Linked DNA regions of Homo sapiens: region 2 is linked to region 1. Evidence: chromatin loops called from intact Hi-C (ENCODE). Cell type or tissue: IMR-90. All regions are shown on one strand. Each heading gives the region's core, and the rest is flanking DNA. Links, peaks and the distances in the headings are about the cores only. Region 1 overlaps SCG3 (secretogranin III). Region 2 overlaps TMOD2 (tropomodulin 2).

Region 1 (9,979 bases), core at 708-8,707:
TCTTGGGAGAAATAGATTACAATTATAGAAGTCTTTATATAAATGTTCAATCTGGGGCTGAATCCTTGAACAGGGAAAGAAAAAGCCATGAAGGCAGTCCAGAGCATCTGTTTGAACAATAACAACAGAAACATTGCACATTATTATCCTCCTTGCAGATTAACCAAAATAAACATGGACTGAATCCTCAGTTAACTCACTGCACATATGAGCAAAGAGATCAGGATGCATGAAATACTTAGCTTTAAAAAAACAAAAACAAAAACAAATAATTTCCCAAGTGTGTTTGAGGTTCCCAGATTCCTTCAGTCTAATGTTCTCCATTTTAACTCTGAAGTTAAAATGTTCATAAAGGCTGAAACTGAAACTGTTCATAAAGATCTCTTGAATAATATAAAAAGGATGAATTAGGTTTCATACACTGTTTCCATTAAGGAAAGTGAGTAGAGCCTTTTAAAGAAAGATTTGTTACAAATGGAAGGATTTCCTTCCTACTTTTGTGTGTGTGTATGACAACATGTATGCTAATAAAAAAAGGCAGGCAAAGAAAGACAAATACTGTATGATCTCACTTATATGTAGAATCTCAAATAGTCAAACTCATCGAAGAAGAGAGTAGAATGGTAGTTGCCAAGGGCTAAGGGGAGGGAAAAATGGGGAGGTGTTGGTCAAAGGGTATGAAATTTCAGTTATGCAAGATGAATACATTCTGGAGAATGTACAGCATGGTGGTGATAGTTAACAATACTGTACTGTGTACTTGAAATTAGCTAAGAGGGTAGGTCTTAAGTGTTCTCATCACACACACAAAAAGAATAAAAGAAAAAAAAGAAAAAAATGTTAACTATAAGGTGATAGATACACTAGTTAGATTCATTGTGATAATCATTTCACAATGTATAAATGTACCAAAACATCAAATTGTACACCTTAAATATATACAATATTTGTTTGCCAATTATACCTCAATCAAGCTGAGAAAAAAAGAGTTGCAATAAGAGTTGAGGTTGAACTGGGTCAGAGCAAGGACACTGCCTGGTTCATATCCATCTTTGTGCTAGGTCTTTTCCAGCACCTTGTACATAGCACACGTTCAGTATTTGTTTGCTGAACAAATAAATGAACCTTCTGTTAACAAGAAGATTAAATTATCCAGAAACATCACCTTTCCTAAATATTTTCATAACTGGCATGCTCCTTTGGAAAAAAAAATCGATGTGAACCCTTTTCCCCAAGCCCACAGTGTATGTCATTGGAGATTACATTTGGAAACTGAAAACAGGAAGAAAAGAACACACCCATACATTTCCTGGAATCACTCTTTCTGTTCCACATAATCACAACCACACAGTGGTTACCTGAATCAATACTTTTCAGTAGCGCATAGAAATTTGGGAAATATTGGAGTTCCTCAAAGTTGTCTTCACTGTAGGTTTTAGTTCTCCTTTCCAAGCCATTTGTCAAGGTTAATGTGTTAGATACTGTTTCATCGTTTTCTCCCTTAGCAAGACCATCTTGAATTGCTGCCATTGGAGTCTCCAGTGGGGAAAAATCAATAAAAAATGAACATTTTGTTAGAACTAGTGAAACTCCAGCTTGATTCCTTCCTTTGTGATGCCCTTAAATGTGAAGTGCAAGAATTCCCCCTCGTTTGCAAGCTCCTGCAGGTTCAAACCCATTTCTAGATATGTGTGCTCTTGTCATTTGAAAAGGTCATTGAAGCTCAGGGAAAGGTGCTCTACCTCAGGGAAAACCCCCTGAAGACCCCAGCTCCTGCTCAGGGGAAAAACGGGAATTTCTGGGCTCTTTCTCTGGCCATGTTTACCTCCATAAATTATCATGAGTCTCCCCAGGAAAAACTGCCTTTTAATGAAGAGGGAAGCTTTGAGTTCACAGAATCCACCAGGAGGGCTGGTGCCAGGATACAGGAAAGCCTGTTAGAATGTCTATCCCTAGCAGAGCAGTCACACCTGGGAATTTTTGGGTAAAGTTTAAGTGCTGTCTGGATGAGTGTACAAAATCTTTCTCTCAGACCTGGTTTTTGTTCAGTGACTTGCATCTTAGTAAATGGTTCATTCTCCATTCAGTGAACTAGATAGAAATTTAACAGCCTTTCTTGCCTCTTCTTCCTTTTCCCCCATCCAATCCATCAGTAGCCTTGTTGGCCCCACTTTCAAAATTTATCCCAAATTTGCACATTTCTCCCTCCACTATGCCACTCTAGTCCAAGCAGCCTTCATTTCTCACCTGCTAACTGCAACATCACCCTCCCCAAATCTATGCCCAATACTGCGTTTCCACATTATAGCCAGAGTTATCTTTTTAACAATCTGATCATGTAACTCCTTTGCTTAAAATTCTTCAGGGGACCAGAAAATTCTCATGGTTCTTACAATAAAGATCAGAGTCCATCCATGGCTCATAAGGCGCTGCATGGTCTGGCCTGGGTCCACCTCCCCAGTCTCTTCTCTTTTTGCTCTTTCTTTCTGTGCCAGCAACACTGTGCTTGTTTCAGTTGCTTGGATACTCCACACATCCTTCTCTATGTGCTGCCTCTCATGTTCACAAGTTAACTCCTATTTGATCTTCGGTTCTCAGCTCAAGTTACTTCCTTAGGGAAGCATTTCCTGAGCCTAAGTCCAGGTCAGCCTCCTTTTTTGAGGTCTCATAGAACCATGTTTCTTTCCTCAGAGCACTTAATGCAATTGTAATGAAAATACATGATGATTTAAACATGATCTACCTCTTCCACTAGACTTTGAGCTTCATGAGTCAGGGATTATGTCTTTTTAAATAGGCATGGTATTTCCAGTGCTTGGTACAGAGTTAGTATTCAATAAATATTTGTTGAAATAATATTTCATTTGTGTTTTATTTGCATTGATGCATTCAGGTAACATGAGTAAACAGGTCAAGCATATGAACATTTTAGAGATAGGTGAATAGGAGTATGTAATGGGAATGAAGAATTATGGAAATAGCTGTGTCCATTTTAGCTCAGACTGGTAAGCTTGAGCAAAAGTCATAAGGGTTTTTTTTTTTGATAAATCTAGAACTTTTTTTTTGAGTGGGTGAATCTTCAAAAGCTGCTTTAAAAGATGGCAGCTGGTGAGGATTGGAAGTAAGGAGAGCAGAGGAAAGTTTTTAGGCTATCCAGTAAAAAAAAAAAAGAAATCCAGACCCAATTTCTATTTTCTCTCCTCTCTAAAACAGAACCATCAGCCTCTATAGTCTTTGTATTTGAGATAAGATGCTGGAGGAGATGAGGAGCCATGGGTCTGGGTGCTTTACAGAGGAAAATCAAAGGACAGATGAGGAATTTGATATCCCCTTATGGTCAGTTTCATCTAAAGTTTTAAAGAGAATTCAAGGTGGGGAGAAAGATCTCAACAGCTTGGTTGGTGCTAAGGAAAAAATGAAGACGCAAGGAGTCCAACAAAGGGAAGGAAGGATGAAATTAGCCTGGGTAAATAGGCATCTAAACCAATGAAAAGGGGAAGGAGCAGGTGGAAGAGCATTGCCAAGAACAGAGAGGCAGCATTAGGCAGCTAGCTCTGGGGAACACAAAAGCTGGTGTAGCAGAAGATCTAGTCAACCCACTTCTTTGTGGGGGGATTGGGCACAGATGATGACATCTGCTGTGAACAGATGTTGGATACCAAAAGAACTGTGAGATGTTTGCTTGCAGTTCACTGGGACTGTACACACAGATGTTATTATGTGATATTGTTACTTCACATATTATTATGTATTATTTTACTGTGGGGTATAAGATGTAATCTTTACCAAATAATAGAATATAACATAATCTTTACATTATTTTCAGAGTAGAGATCATTTATATCTTTTAACTTTTTGGTATTTTATGTATATACATATTTTTAAATTAATTAATTAATTAATTTTTTGAGACAGGGTCTCACTCTGTCACCCAGACCGGTATGCAGTGGTGCAATCATAGTTCACTGCAACCTCAAACACCTGGCCTCAGGCGATCTTCCTCTCAGCCTCCTGAGTAGCTGAGACTATAAGCTTGTGCCACCACACCCAGCTAATTATTTTTATTTGTAGAGATGGGGGTCTCATTATGTTGCCAGGTCTAGTCTTGAACTCCTGGTCTCAACTCCCACCTCAGCCTCTCAAAGTGCTGGGATTACAGGTTTGAGCCAACATGTCTGGCCTGAATATAAATGGGCTAAAAATGCCACATACCTCAAATCTTCTTTGGTATCAAGTAAGGCAATTATTATACAGATAGAAGTACACACACACACACACACACACACACACACACCCCCATGCATATGCATATATACACATACATACCACTTTCTCTGGTATTTTTCCAGCCTGATTCTCAGTCCAGCTTGTGGGCTTATTGGGATCCTCCTCATAATTGTTGGCTTCCTTTGAGATTAATTTTTGTAAAACCTCTGCTACTTCATCTTCCAGTGTATGTGCTTGGCTTTCTGTGATCTATCATAAAAAGGCAAAACATATATAACTGCTATATTCCCAGTCTTGTTATTAAAAAATAATGTGGACTAAACTGTAGTCAAACATGTATTTTTTAAAGAGGAATCTTCTGAACCATCTTTCAGACAGCCCTCACTTACGCCTGCACCACATGCTGGCTGTTATAGGGATTGCTCAGCACTCCTGGAAGAAGTATCTTCGGGCCCACCATGCAAGCTGTTAGTTCTATCTGTTGAAACCCATGGACCACATATTTTGAGAAACACCCTGAGCATTGCCCCTCCACAGCTTTGGGTCATAGTCAGATAACCTTTGACATCCTACAAAATTAGCATCTTAATAAAGCCTGTCAGGGCCAGGTCAGGGCAGAAGAGCCAAGCTGAGGTGGATTCAAATTAGATCACCTGGAGTTTCAAAAATACACATCACATGCTTTTGCTCATGTTATTTCTTTTTTTGTCACATACATGTCTTTTACCTCTGCTGGTTATATCCTAACCATCCCTCTAAGCTTCCTTCATACGCCTCTTCCTCTGAAGCCTTTCCTTACTGCCAGTTGGATATAAGCTATTCTCTGGCTCTTATGGTTTTTAAGCAGCTGGCATTTTGGGCGTGTGTCTACTTGCCTAGTTCTTCTGATGGATGATAAACTCCTAGAAAAAAAAGAATGGTGCTTTGCTTGTCCTTAAAACCTACGGGTCCTAGTAGAAGGAAGACACATTATAAACACTTGGCTACTTGAGGCAAGTGACTTGGCTTCTTGGCATACTCTAAACTGCACTAGGAATTTGGTTTATTTCCTACCAAATGACTTACAAGGCCGAGATTAAGTAGTTTAGAAACAATCTTGTCAAACACGGCTCTGTCATTTTCTTCATAAATCCTGGCAGCGATTTTATGGACAATGTCTTCAGCGGTTAAAGGAGTCCCGTCTAGTTGATGAAGACCATCTGGATCATCTAGACAGAACGACCACAACTTCACACCATAGTGATCATAGATCTATTTCATGCATCATATTATACTTATAATCTGTACTTCGCTTTTGTATATTCAGATATGTTTGAAATGTATTTATGGTGGTTCTCGGTCCACAGAAACCCTCGGTTTGAAATAAAATTGGTCTTCATGTTAAAAACTTAGTATGATAATGGACATTCTGAAACTTTCTTAGGTGACTATAAGAGGAAGGAAAAGCTAAAGGCAACAGAAAAGTAGTCTCCATTTATTGTTATCACCAATAATACAAACCATATTATACTTTTTATTAACATAGTATGCCATATTTATATAGCATGTCATATTATTCAATGTACCCTTCTATATATTGTATGATTTGATATTCCAGTTCCATACAGGGAATAGATAGTTTGGTAATATCCCCACATGTACTACCTTTGCAGGCAAATTCCTGGGGTAGGGGCAGGGACTTCTACCTCACACCCAGAATCAGACAGTGTGTACTGAAGATTTTATGACTCACCTAAAATAAATATTTACTTCTAATTGAACTTGTATTAGAGTGTCTTTATGTAAAAAAGGCAGCTTAAGGTGACAAAACTCATCCTTAGAGAACAGGGATCTTACTGTAGTTTATGTGCCCGGAATTTAAACTTTTAAAATATGGCAACAGATCTGCACAAAGCAATATGTAAATCTTTGCAGAGAAGCATGCTCATATGCTCCCTTGGCTCTCCTAGGAATACATTTGGCAATACAACTTCAGACTAAAGTAAGGGCCCATCCTGAGGGAAAGGGCTGGTGGCAATGAAGCATTGTAGCACATCCATGGAGATCTTCCAGGAATCAATTATTAGTCATCTCCAATCTATACTACATTGAATGGATCAAATTTACAATGCACTTAATTCTCCCTGTTTCCTCTGGAAAGATTGGAAAGATCAGAATTTTAGCCCCAGTGATATCTCTGGTTAGCTATATCCTTGGATCACTGTAAAGGAGTCTAACAAGGTATCTATTTCATGGGATTGTTGTGCCATTAAAAGTAATGGCAAAAACCGCGATTACTTTTGCACCAACCTAATATATGAAAGCTAATGTATTATTGTTATTATGCACAGTGGATTTGTATTTTGAAACAAAGGAACAGCAATTATCTCCTAGAGAAAATGGAAATTGAATCTCCGGCCAGATTCTGCCCAGACAATCCTCATCATATTCACTCAAAGAAAGAAGAGCCTAGTATTTCTATTCTGATTCTGCTCTTTTCTTCCATGGGTTTTGGGGATTTGGACAGGGAATTTATCCCGTGGCTTTTCTTTCAGACTCTATGAAAATAGAGGTATATGCAGCCTCAGGCAGAATATCTCTTTCTTGTTTGGAAAGAAGCTTAGGAAAATGAGTGGGGGTAATTATACATGGAGGACTGGAAGTTCTCTGTCAGTACAAAATTGCTGAGCTGTTGGCCAGCCCATGAGCCATGAGCCCTTTGAGCTGAGTACCAGAGAGACAAAAAAGCAGAAAAGCCCCTAAGAAAAACAAACAAACAAACATACAAACAAACAAACAAACAAACATAAAATCAGTTCTCCTCCTGGCTGGCTGAAAATTTGGATCGTCATCTATTTTTCAGGAGCAGAGACTCACTATTATGTGTCTGATTTTTCCATTTGCGGATTGCAAGTCAGGCTGTCAGGAATACATAGAGCAGAAACTGCCCCAGTCTATGCAGAGGTGGAAGAATTTATTTCCCTTCCCACTTATCTATCCCTCAGGATCCGTAAAAGGAGGAATATTGGTTGCCTCCTAGACCTGGAAAATAACTGAGATGACTGTTTTTCAGTCCATTTACTTCACAACAGGGAGGATGTTAGTAACCCACTGAAGAGTCTTTGCTCTGCTGCACTGCTGTACTCTCTTGAGCCAGGAACTTAGGTCTCCCCTAGCAGTGCTTTGCTGGATGGTGTAAACAGTGGAACGTGTGACCATTGCTCCTCACCTTTCCCTGATTTCCTTCACTATTCTAAAATGGATAGTATGACTCAGAATGGCTTCCCTCCTGCTCATGAAGGGGTATTTCACCCTCCATGTATAGACTCCCAGAGGGGAGCCAAACATGGGTTTAACACATAACTTTTGTTAAGTAGCCACAACATTCTAAGTGAATGTCAAAGGGTCATGTCCCAAGTCATCATCTGCCCAGTTATGTTTTGAATCCCTAGCATCTAACATAGCACTTGACATTCATTTGTTCAATATATTTTAATTAAAGTCTTATTATGTGTCAGACACTGGAAATAGAGTGATGTAAAGGTTAGGCATGCTCCCTGACTACACAGGGTTTATTGTCTACCTCATAGTCCAATACATAGCAATTGCTCAATAAATATTCGAATGCATACAGGAGCCCCAAAGCACTACTTTATAAGAGAAATTTGGAAAGATCCTAAATTGTGCATACTATAGAAAACACTGAAAAGGAGAATTGATGGGTCCTATAGTACAAGCCTGTTTGGAAGCTTCCTAAAGGCGAGAGTAGGTCTGGGAACACATCCGGCAGAAGTTAGCTTCCTTTACCTTCCCCTCTGGGATGAAGTCTACATGCATCTGAGGTTCTATTCAACTTAGTGGCCAAAAACCCTCTGGTTTCAGGATTTCCAGAGCACAAGGGGAGACCAGAAGCTTACTCACAAATCATTTTCTCCAAGAACCTTGGCCTGTCTTCTCTGTGATCTCAAGTGGAGTTAATACCTCCTACGGTAAACCTGAAGTCATTAGGACTAGCACTTTGTAGTTCCAAACATACTTGGGATGGTAATAAAATGTTGAACAGTTAAAAAATTAGTTGCTCAAATTAGCGGTCAGATCAAAAACAGATCTATGTCTCTGCCTGCATGTACAACAAGTTTGACCAATCCAGCCAACTCAATATTAGGCTATTTTATTAAATCAAATGATCACTTCAGTTGAAGTGGTTGAATCTGTTTTGTATGCAGTTATAATCAGTGTCTATTTGTAGTCCCAATATTTTAGGTAAAAAAGTCGAATTCAAGATTTTAAAAAGTAAATTTCCCTGAGTAGCATGGCATATGATATATGTCAAAATATAAACCCATTGCCTCCATCCCACTTCATAGGTACACGTGACACTTCAGAACACTCCTAGGTTATTATGTCCTATGAAAGTCCAATTTAATAGTCAGTTGTTTTCTGGCAGAGATAATCAACATAAATCTCCTGTAGCTATGGAACAGAATAAGGACAGGGAAGAAAACCTGTACTTACTCCTAAGCACTGGTTCTCAAAAATGAAAAACACACTTTCCTTCTTAATGCCTAGGTATGGCAGTTCATTTATTCCCTCATATATTATTTCATTTGTTCATTCATTCATTCATTCATAAATTTATTCAATGAATTCATGGGCTTCCAGGCACTGGGGTTACAATGTCTCTATTCTTATGAAGTTTTCAGTTTAGTTTTGGAGAAAGGCATTAATCATAAATAATCACACTTATGAAGGTAAAATTACAAACTGCATGAAGTGCCATGAAGGGCAAGAACAAGGTTTCTATCAGATTATGTGTGCAGGATGAACCTAGAAATGTAGTCAGGAAGCAGTCCATGCAGGACTGTGCAAGCTTCATTAAGGACTTTGGTTTTCCTGTTTTGTTTGTTTGTTTAAGATGGAGTCTGGCTCTGTCGCCCAGGCTGGAGTGCAGTGGCGTGGTCTTGGCTCACTGCAGCCCTTGTCTCCTGGGTTCAAGTGATTCTCCTGCCTCAGCCTCCCAAGTAGCTGTGACTACAGGTGCCCACCACCACTCCTGGCTAATTTTTGTATTTTTAGTAGAGATGGGGTTTCACCATGTTGGCCAGGTTGGTCTTGAACTCCTGACTTCGGGTAAGGAAACTACCACATTGGCTGCCAAATGAAGAATGAGTTGGGGAGAGGCGGAGTGGTTGCTGGGAGAACTGTAGATTTTGCTATAGTTTACATGAGACATAATTGGAGCTTGGACAAGGATTGGAGTTTGGACAAGTACAGAGAAAAACAATTGAGAGATACACAGACATAAAATTAGTAAGTTTTGGCAGATTAGAATTTGAGAGGTGAGGGAAAAGATAAATAGTTTGATCCTAGATTTCTGTCTTTAAAAAACTGGATGGATAGTAGTGCCTTTCCTAAAGAAACAGTACTCTAAGAGGTCTAGGTTGTGAAGTGGACACAGATTATGAGTTTAATCATGGGCATGCTAAATTTGAGGTGCTTCTGACACTGCCAAGGGAAAATGTCGAATAGGTAAACAGATAAATAGGTCTATAGCTAAGAGAAGTCTGGCCTAGTGATATGGGATGTTAGGATATAGATGTAATTGAAGCCACGTAAAGGTTAGGATGACCTAAGGAGAAAAGATATGGCTAGGAGGAAACACTGAAAAGGAAATAGTGGATATTTCACCTTTTTTGTGCAGGGTGGGAGGGTACTTTACTGATCTAATTATTTGAAAATTATGATATTTTGTGTGTACTCATTGTTAAAATAA
Region 2 (9,979 bases), core at 703-8,702, 71 kb before region 1:
AAGACGAGGGTGGGACATCTGTGAAGGGCCTTCCTTCTGCGCCTTGCTAAGGGACCTGAACTTTATTCTGTTGGGAATGGCAAGCCACCACAGCTTCTTAAAGTAGGGGAGTGATCTGAGCACGCCAATCTTTTTTTATGAGTTCAAATCATAAGAATGAAGAATGAGTTGGCATGGAACGAGACTGGCTGCAGGTGGGCCTCTTAAGGGCTATTGGAATAGTGTTCCCTTTCCTTTGTGAATTCAACGGCTCACAATGTTCAGGTTTGTGGTTTCTGTGTCGATACCCCTTTCACATGCAATGCAACGCTCTTTTCCATTAGCTCAGCTTCTTATTTATTAATTTAGAGATAGGGTCTCCCTCTGTTGCCCAGGCTGGAATGCAGTGGTACCATCTCGGCTCACTGCAACCTCCAGCTCCTGGGCTCAAGTGATCCTCCCACCTCAACCTCTGGAGTAGCTGGGATTACAAGTGTGCAACACGAAGCCCGGGACTACAGGCATGTGCCACGATGCCTAGCTAATTTTTAATTTTTTTTTGTAGAGATGAGGTCTCCCAGCCCTCCTTTTTTTTTTTTAAATCTTTAATGACTATATTCTAGTAAATAAACAAACAAAAATTCTACTAAAGTCAGAGAAACCAATTGGATCCTATACACTTTGTTCTGGTGCCAGCTACCACTAACTTACTGCATCACACAGGACAAGGATGGCATCTTCCAGGCCCTTATCCATCAAATGAATTGGTTGAAGCACCCTACTTAATGGATTCTAAAATGCATACTTTGCCACATTTAACATTCTGAAATTGAGATGTGTCTTAGAATTCATGGTGTCCTACAATTACTGTTGTCCCAGCAGCAGTAAAAATGTACTTGTCATTGCTTGTATATACCTAAATATCAAAAGCACCAACTTCAAAACTAGCAGAGTGGATGTAAAGGTCTTGGAAGGAAATCCCAGGGACAACTGTGGAATACTCTTTTAAAATTTAGAAAGCAGACAATCGTGGGGAGGTGACAATGCAGGTATGTTTAGCAGCACTCCTGAAGAGAGGCCCAGATTAGGACAGTTCCACATAATTACAGAGTGAGTTTAAGTGCCCAGTTCAATGGCTTTTAGTTTTAGTTTTGTTTTTTTACAGATTTTTTAAATTACCACTCGATGGCACAGAGGAAATTATTATGTGGAAAAGAACCAGATATGGATAAGTAAAATAGTGATCTAAAATGTTGGACTCTGAGTGTGAAGAAGTTTTAAGAATATCAACTAATGAATGCATTTCACTTACATTTCCCCTTTTAATGTATGCACAGGAGAGATATATGATTTTAAAAATCCATGTATATTCATAGCACATTTATTTGTAATTGCCAAAAATTGAAAACAATGTGAATGATAGTAAATGAATAAAAAACAAATTGTGACCAGGTGCAGTGGCTCACGCCTGTAGTCCCAATGTTTTGGGAGGCTGAGGCAGGAGGATTTCTTGAGCCCAGGAATTTGAGACCAGCCTGGGCAACACAGTGAGACCCCGTTTCTACAATTTTTTTTTTTAAAAATTAGCTGGGCATGGTGGCACATGCCTGTAGTCCCAGTTATTCGGGAGGTTGGGGTGGGAGAATTGCTTCAGCCAGGAGGTCGAGGATGCAGTGAGCTATGATTGCACCACTGCACTCCAGCCTGGGCAACAGAATAAGACCCTGTCCCTAAATAAATAAATAAAAATAAACAAATTGTCGTATATCCACATAATGGAATACTTCTCAGCAATAAAAGGGAATGAACTATTGATGTACACAAAAACATGGATGAACCTCAAAATAATTATAATGAGAGAAAGAAGACCAAAAAGAATGTATACTGCAGGATTCCATTTATCTAAAATTTTAGAACACATAAACTAATTTATATGACAGAAAGAAATCACAGTTGCTTAGGCATGGGAGAGAGGTGGGAGGGGCTGATGAGAGGAATGACATAGGGGCATGGGGAACCTTTTGGGGATGTTGCATATGTTTACTACCTTGATTGTGGTGATGGTTTCACACATACATGCATATATCAAAACTTATCAAACTGTACACTTGAAATATGTGCACTTTATTGTATGTCATTTACACTTCAGTAAAAAAGATTTCAAAAAACCTATGTGGAAGTCGAAAACAGCTCTTTCAATAAAGTAAAAATTATTATTATTTTTTGAGACACGGTCTCAGTCTGTTGCCAGGCTTGAGTTCAGTTGTATGTCAGTACAACTCACTGCAGCCTTGACCTCTTGGGCTCAAGCGATTCTCCCACATCAGTCTCCTAAGTAGCTAGGACTACAGGTGTGCACCACCATGCCGGGCTATTTTTTTTTTATTTTTTGAAGATACAGGATCTCACTATGTTGTCCAGGCTGGTCTCCAACTCCAGTCTTCAAACAATCCTCCCAGCCTGGCCTACCACAGTGCTGGAATTACAGGTATGAGCCACTGTGCCCAGCCAAAAATTTGTATTTTTTTTTTTTTTTGAGGCAGAGTCTCACACTCACACCCAGGCTGGAGTGCAGTGGCGCAATCTCGGCTCACTGCAAGCTCCACCTCCCGGGTTCATGCCATTCTCCTGCCTCAGCCTCCTGAGTAGCTGGGACTACAGGTGCCCGCCACCACGCCCGGATAATTTTTTTTGTATTTTTAGTAGAGACAGGGTTTCACAGTGTTAGCCAGGATGGTCTCGATCTCCTGACCTCGTGATCTGCCTGTTTCGGCCTCCCAAAGTGCTGGGATTACAGGCATGAGCCACCGTGCCCGGCCAAAAATTTGTATTTTTAAGAAAACATGTTATATTTTGATTGCCAGCCTTTTTTTCTTAGTGATACATAAAATACTGGAGAGTTTTACAATCAATGGTATCTTAGAGTTTATAAGATTCTATTTGAATTTTTTTTTTTTTTTAAAGACAGGGTCTCATTCTGTTGCCCAGGCTGGCTTGATCATAGCTAACTGCAGCCTCCAATTCCTGGGCTCAAATGATCTTCCTGCTTCAGTCCCTCGAGTAGCTGGGTCTACAGGTGTGTATCACCATGCCCAGCTAATTAAATTTTTTTTTCTTTTTTGCAGAGATGAGGTCTTACTATATTGCCCAGGCTGGTCTTGAATTCCTGGGCTCAAGCAATCCTCCTGCCTCAGCCTCCCAAAGTGCTGGAATTACAGGCATGAGCCACAGTGCCCAGCCTCTATTTGGATTTCTATTGCTGGATTCTCTAACTAAACCTAAACTCCCAATTTTTCTCTAAACAGAGTTGCCGTCTAGATTAATCTACCAGTCAGACACTCCCAACACTCAGACCAGCTTCAGACTCTCCCACTTTTTTTTCTGAGTCCAGCCGGTCAGCACCTCCTGCAGGTCCTTATTGCACAACATTTTTCACACCACCCCTTCTTTTCACTCTTGTTTCAGCCTTTTGTTCCTTCATACCTGCACTACTCTGATTGCATCTTGAAAGATTTCTGTTTTTCCCTGTAAGCTACCCAGAACACTATAATTGGATCATTTTTCTCAACACTGCTAACAAGCCACTTCCCTGGTTAAGAACTTACAATGGCTCCCTCTTGTCCACAGAATGAAATCCAGACAATCTAGCTCCAAAGCTCCCATGATTTGGCTTTAACCTGCACTTCCTGTTTTCTCTCTCGTTACTTTCCTGGGGAGCCCACTTCGGCTAAAATGGCTTATTTGCTCTCTGTGGTAGGCAGAATCATGGCCACCTAAATACGTCCTCCTCCTATTCCTCACATCTATATGTTACTTTACATGGCAAAACAAATGAGTTGTGATTAGATTAAGGATTAAGGATTTTTTTTTCTTTTTTTGAGACAGAGTTTTGCTGTTGTTGCCCAGGCTGGAGTGCAATGGCACGACCTCGGCTCACTGCAACCTCTACCTCCCGGGTTCAAGCAATTCTCCTGCCTCAGCCTCCAGAGTAGCTGCGATTACAGGCATGCACCACCATACCCAGCTAATTTTTTGTATTTTTAGTAGAGATGGGGTTTCACCATGTTGCCCAGGCTGGTCTTGAGCACCTGATCTCAAGTGATCCACTCACTTCGGCCTCCCAAAGTGCTGAGATTATAGGCGTGAGCCACCACGCCCAGCCCAGATTAAGGATTTAAAAATAGAAAGACCATTTTGGATGATCTGGGTGTGCCAATGTAATCCAAAGGACTCTTAAAAGATGGAAGAGGAAGGCAGAAGAGTCAGTGTCATGCAATTTTTTTGCTTTGAAGATGGTGGAAGGGGCCATGAGCCAAGGGATGTGGGCAGCCTCTGGAGGCTGGGAAGGGCAAGGACATGGATTCTCCCCTAGGGCCTTCAGAAAGGAATACAGTCCTGTGACACCTTGATTTTAGCCCAGTGACATGTGTTTCAGACTTCTAACTTCCACAAAAGTAAGAATAAGTTTGTATTGTTTTAAGCCACTGGATTTATGCTAATTTGTTACAGCAGCAATAGGGAATGAACACACCCTCTTACCCAAATACTTCCATTTTCCAGGATGATTGTTCTGGCTGTCTTCTGTTTGCACCTCCACATCCACTCCCCTGCTGCTCTGTGCTCCAGGAAGATGATCTATTTAGACTGTATCAATGGGTTCCCTTTCTGTCTGGCTTCTGTTTGGCCCACAGGGGGCACTAGCAGGAAACTGGAGAGCAGGGGAGGGGGAGATTGGGTCCAGAAGGTCACATCTCCCAAGAGGCAGCCCTCTCCATACAGCTGCCTGCCCCTGGCTGGCCTCAGGCCTTGGGTGGTAAGGGTTCCTTGTGCAGCTGGTGCCAGAGTTCTGCCTTGTTGGATTCCCTAAATCCTCCCCCCATCTTTGTAAATAGCCTCTTTATTAAATTTTTCTCAAGTTACTCGAGTGTATCCCGTTTCTTGTTGGGATGCTGGCTGATACATTAATATTACTTGGAATGCTGTTCTCTATTCTCATGGCCTATCTATGCGCTCTGCTCTTGAGACCTGGCTCAGATCCCAGTTCTGCAGGACCACAGAATGTCAGAGCTGAAAGAGTCCTTAAAGATTGCTCAATCCAGCAACATAGATGGTTTTTCTTCTATTTCTCTGACCATTTCTTTTTGGTCTCTTTTAGCAATTCTTCTTCCTCCACCTTAAATACTGGCATTCTTCAAGGTCTCATCTTATAAATTCTTCTATTTCCATACTACATATTCTCTCTGGAGGAACTCATCTGCCTCCAAAATTTTAATTATAATATATATCCAGGAGATTCCAAAATCTGTATCTTCATCCTAGACTTTTTTCCTGAGGGTTAGGCCCCTATATTTCCATCTGCCTAATTCACATCTCTCCTTGGCTGCCTCAGACACCTCAAATATGTCAGAAGTGCTCTCATCATCTTTCCTCCTCCAGAATCTCCCATTTCAGGAAATTGGCCGAAAAACCAGGGAGCCATCCTTAACATCTTCTCTCTCTCGTCTCTTTTCCAGCCATCAATCACCAAATCCTGTCCTTACCTAAACGTGTTGAGAATCCACCCACTTCACTCATCTGCATTGTCCACATTCAACCCTATCCCTTCCTGATCCATTCGCCATACAAATGGCCAAAGTGAGCACAGAGTTAAACAACTCTTCTCTAGTTACTTAAAATCCTCCAGTGGCTTCTGCTGCCTTGAGGATAAGGTTCAAATTCAGTCTGTCTTCTGTCATCTTCGTCAGCCTCATCCTGTGCTGCACTCCCCATCTCCTCCTGGCTCCAGCCTCCTGGCCCAATTCCAATGCCTGGATCATGCCTTATGTTGTTCTCTCTGCTCAGAACACTCTCACCCCACTCCCCTCTGGCTGACTGCTATCCTACTCATCCCCTGGTCTCATGCAAGCTTCACTTCTTCAGGGAAGCCTTGTTTGGACCTGGAGACAAGGTCTGGGTCACTCCCCATCTCCATGCTACCCCTTTAATCACATCTGTTCTTGGCTTTATTACAACTACTTGCTTTATCTCTATTTTCCTTGCTAATCTCTGTGAGGGAGGGGGACTGTATGAGTTTTATTCACTGATAAAATCCTGACTCCCAGCACAGTTCTTGATCTGAAGTAGGTATCCAATAAATATTGTGTAACAAATGTCATGTGAAAGAAATGAGTTCAAATGAACCCGCAGGTCCAGAGCTCATTCCACTCTATCCACTGCTTCCTCTCCCTGTGATGGAGCTTTCTGAGATCATCTAAGCCCACAGAAGTTGCCCCTTCCTCTAAATTTGTATGCCTACATCACCAATTTGACATATCTTGCTATCTTTTCATGTATGTTGCATGTATGGTTCTCTCTCCAGCTACACTACAAACTCCCAGAAAATAAGTGCCATGTCATACTTCAGTAGGAAAATACATTAATTAATTAAAATAACATGTTCATACTATGTAACAGTAGCTGTTAAAACAAATTGCCTATGTTGTGTCAATGTACCAGGGGATCTCAAAGTCAGAGGAGAAAAAAAAAACTTGCATCCTCCTGGAGCACAACTTTGATCTGAAGATTTGGGGAAAAGCTAGTTATTATTATTATTATTATTATTATTAGAAATAGGGTCTCACTCTGTTCCCCAGGCTGGAGTGCAATGATGTGATCATAGCTCACTGCAGCCTTGTACTCCTGAGCTTAAGTGAACCTCTTGCCTCAGTATTCCCCCCACCTCCTTTGACCCCAGCTGAGACTACAGGTATGTCCCACTATACTCAGCTAGTTTTTAAATTTTTTGTAGAGACAGGGTCTCGCTACATTGCCCAGGCTGTATTTTTAAAAAGCAAATATAGAAATACTGTGGAGAAGAATGCAGTATTCTCATAGCTTTTAAAGTCAAATCAAAGCTTTTCCAGCTCATGGCTGGTCTGCTTTTGCCCCCACCAAGGCTGCCCAAGGGCTCCCATTTGTCTTCCGTCCTGTTAGCAATGCTGCCGTGGGAAGTTAGCAAGCACTGCTACAGCCTCCCCTCCAGTGGTGTGTCTGTCCCATGGCAAGCATTTAACATGCAATATGATGCTAATGTACATGCTGGAGTGAAGCAAATGCCTAACAAGGCTTCCAGGAGTCCTGGTGGGCAAGTACAGGAGCCAGTTAGGAAAACAGAAAATAGGATTAAAGACTTGAGCTGATGGAAGCATGACTTGGGCCCTTAAATAACTCTTCCTATTATCCAAATATACAAGCCTTGGGAAGGAAAATAAGGAGTATGGCTTTTTTTTTTTTTTTTTTTTTTTGAGACGGAGTCTGGCTGTGTCGCCCAGGCTGGAGTGCAGTGGTGCGATCTCCGTTCACTGCAAGCTCTGCCTCCCGGGTTCACGCCATTCTCCTGCCTCAGCCTCCCGAGAAGCTGGGACTACAGGTGCCCGCCACCACGCCCAGCTAATTTTTGTATTTTTAGTAGAGACGGGGTTTCACCATGTTGGCCAGGCTGGTCTCGAGCTCCTGATCACAGGTGATCCACCTGCCTTGGCATCCCAAAGTGCTGGGATTACAGGCGTGAGCCACCACGCTCAGCCCTCTTTATTCTTTTTAATATGTCTTCAATATTTCATAATTTTAAACAATTAGTGCACCGATTTGCACCAGAACCAAATCCACATTTTCTAAAACTAGTAAATTAGAACAGAATCTGCATATCAATGTATCCTCCAACAAAACATGAATTGATCTTAGATATTTAATTCATTTCTGGCTGCTGGGCAAATATAACACAGCAACCGCCTGTTTTGTAATGTAGCTATTTGAAGATGGGCCAATTAAGTTTGTTTTATTTTAAACAACTAAAAGACTTCTATATATTCTGGGAAATACTTGCAGAGGATGAAGGACAGAATGAGGCGGGATAAGGAGAAGTCTCAGTCTGAAATATGGTACGGCAATGGGAAGGAACAAGCTGAAAGAGGAAAGAGGAACAGATCTTACTAGAATGCAGAGCTCGTATTTCCCAATCTTACAACACAAACTTGCCAAAGATTAAATCATACTTGAAAAACAAGGTGCCCACTAGTGACTGCTCCTGTCCAAGGTTAGAAGAACACAGAAGACTAAAAGCACGGGCCTTGGAGTTAACCAACCCAAGGTCTGATGGTGCAGATATGTGTGCAGTGACAACCTCTCCAAACTTCTGGTCCTTCCTCAGTAAAACATGCAAAGAACAGTACTTATCTCAGAAGGCTGAGGTGACACTTAAGGTGACCATGTACATATTAGGCGCAGTGTCTAGCAAGCGCAAGCCCTCAGTCAAAGCTATTTCTCTTTCGTCCTTGGTTGTGGAATAATCTCGTGTTTTAGGTGTTCTTTCCCTCTGTTTTCCCCATCAAGATCTGCTGAATATAAAGAGGCAAAACCTGTAAGAGCTGCGGGTCAGCATTGCCAGGTGTAGAAAGCCACCATAGTGTAAGCTAGCCAAGCTATGAGATAGATTTCCACCTGGGTAGGAAGCAGTCAAAAAGCCAAAAAGTCTTGCTGTCTGCCCAGCCTGCCTCTTGGTTTCTAATTCTCATGGCGGGTCCTATTTCCCGCTGTTGTCTTGTCCCTGTGTTTGGCCTTCTTTTCTGTTTTTAGAGGAGTTCCTCTTGCTTGACCTCTATTTATCTCCTTGCCTTCCACTTGGAGATCTGCGCCTTTCTGGGTTTTAACTGCCTGTTGCTTTTAACCATGTCCTTCCTCTTGCCTTTGGGAACTTATGGGCTTCTTCTAACTTCCTGATTGGCACCGGGTTTCCTGCTTTTTGTCCTTTGATTCATGTGCCCTCCTTTCTTCTGCTTGCTTATGTGGTCTTTGACTCACTCATCTTGTCTCTTTCTTTGGCATTTTATACCAGCTAGGTTTTGATCCAGGTTTTGTAATGACTTATGGATGCTGTATGCACCCTGACTTGTGAGTGCTTACCTAGATGATGTGCAAAACATTTAGCAACTGGTATAGAAGGGACACTGCCCAGTCAGAATGGTTGTTTATCAACAATGAGGACAGTTGTCCCCATGCACACCGCTTGAATAGCAGCCCAGCTCACTGGACTCCACACTCCTCTAACCACTCTGATGAGGGACCTCCTGGTCCTTTCTTAGGGCTTGTGCCCCAGCTTGTCTCCTTTCTCCTCATGTCCAGGCTTGGCATGGCTGGCCTTGTGCCCTATTTTGTGAGCTCCTGCCACTCACAGTCCTGGAGTTGACTTTCTCATCCCCACCCTACCTAGCTCTCACCAGGGGAACCTAGGAATAGTGATGACACATGTGAAAGAGGTAATTAGTGGGGCAGCCTTGATGCCAAAACAGGATGGCAAATCATAAAAGCAGAAATAGCAAGAAATCACAGCTTTAAGGAAGGTTGTGCTGAAACATGGGACCAAGGCCAAGGAACTCAAAATGGCTTTGGGAGGAAAGGTGGCTATTTCAGTCCATGGAAGAGCCATAGCAGAAGAGCGCATCTCATTTTACACAACCACGAAGCCTTAAAGTTACGTAGAATTGACTTTTTGGTGTGCTGAAAATAAAAATGGTTCATAGTATACAACAAAGGACTAAGCAGGAGAATTTATAGGAAGAAAGTTAGGAAATTTAGGATGAAAAAGTAGACTGGGGTCAAACTGTTATGATCCATTAAAACCAGAAACTGAAATTTGAATTCTAATCTGTAAGTAATGTGAAGCACAAATACTTACAACTTACACATTTAATCATATGTCCTGACCTTTCACTCAAAAATGCATTAAAGGCAGTTTCTCAAAGGTGGTTCCATGTAACGATAGCCCCTCAAGATATTTTTCATTTTTTATTTTTGCACACAGTTTGGGAAACATTACATATCACATCCTATGGACATTCCCACCCCATTTACATCCCCATATACAATGATCATTAACCCATGAAAGGCTCTGAAAAGTCAAGAATAAACCAACTTGTCCAGCTTTGTTTAGTGTTTTCCACATCTGGCTAGGCAATTTCTTTTT

Evidence for each region. Peaks named below come from ENCODE experiments on the same cell type or tissue, not always from the same donor. Only the 100,000 strongest peaks of a DNase experiment are listed, where the experiment ranks them.
Region 2: it touches region 1 in a loop (1.9-fold over the local background); 4 of 110 quality-filtered maps call a loop at or near these places.

Annotation. Positions count from the first base shown.
Region 1 is chr15:51,683,716-51,693,694 of GRCh38, reverse strand. SCG3 (secretogranin III) reads right to left here. Exons shown (of 12, transcript NM_013243.4): 5 at 5,293-5,435; 6 at 4,327-4,476; 7 at 1,359-1,536. Among named protein-coding and RNA genes, the nearest start is that of SCG3, 7.2 kb to the right of the region's middle. RefSeq lists an enhancer at 1,169-1,463. In IMR-90, for the core only: a CTCF peak has its summit at 4,627; no DNase peak of the experiment used is centred there; H3K27me3 peaks cover 1,449 bases.
Region 2 is chr15:51,754,685-51,764,663 of GRCh38, reverse strand. The region is part of intron 1 of TMOD2 (tropomodulin 2); the gene reads right to left. Among named protein-coding and RNA genes, the nearest start is that of TMOD2, 8.1 kb to the right of the region's middle. In IMR-90, for the core only: a CTCF peak has its summit at 4,680 (motif pointing right); DNase peaks (open chromatin) are centred at 5,013 and 5,803; H3K27ac peaks cover 409 bases.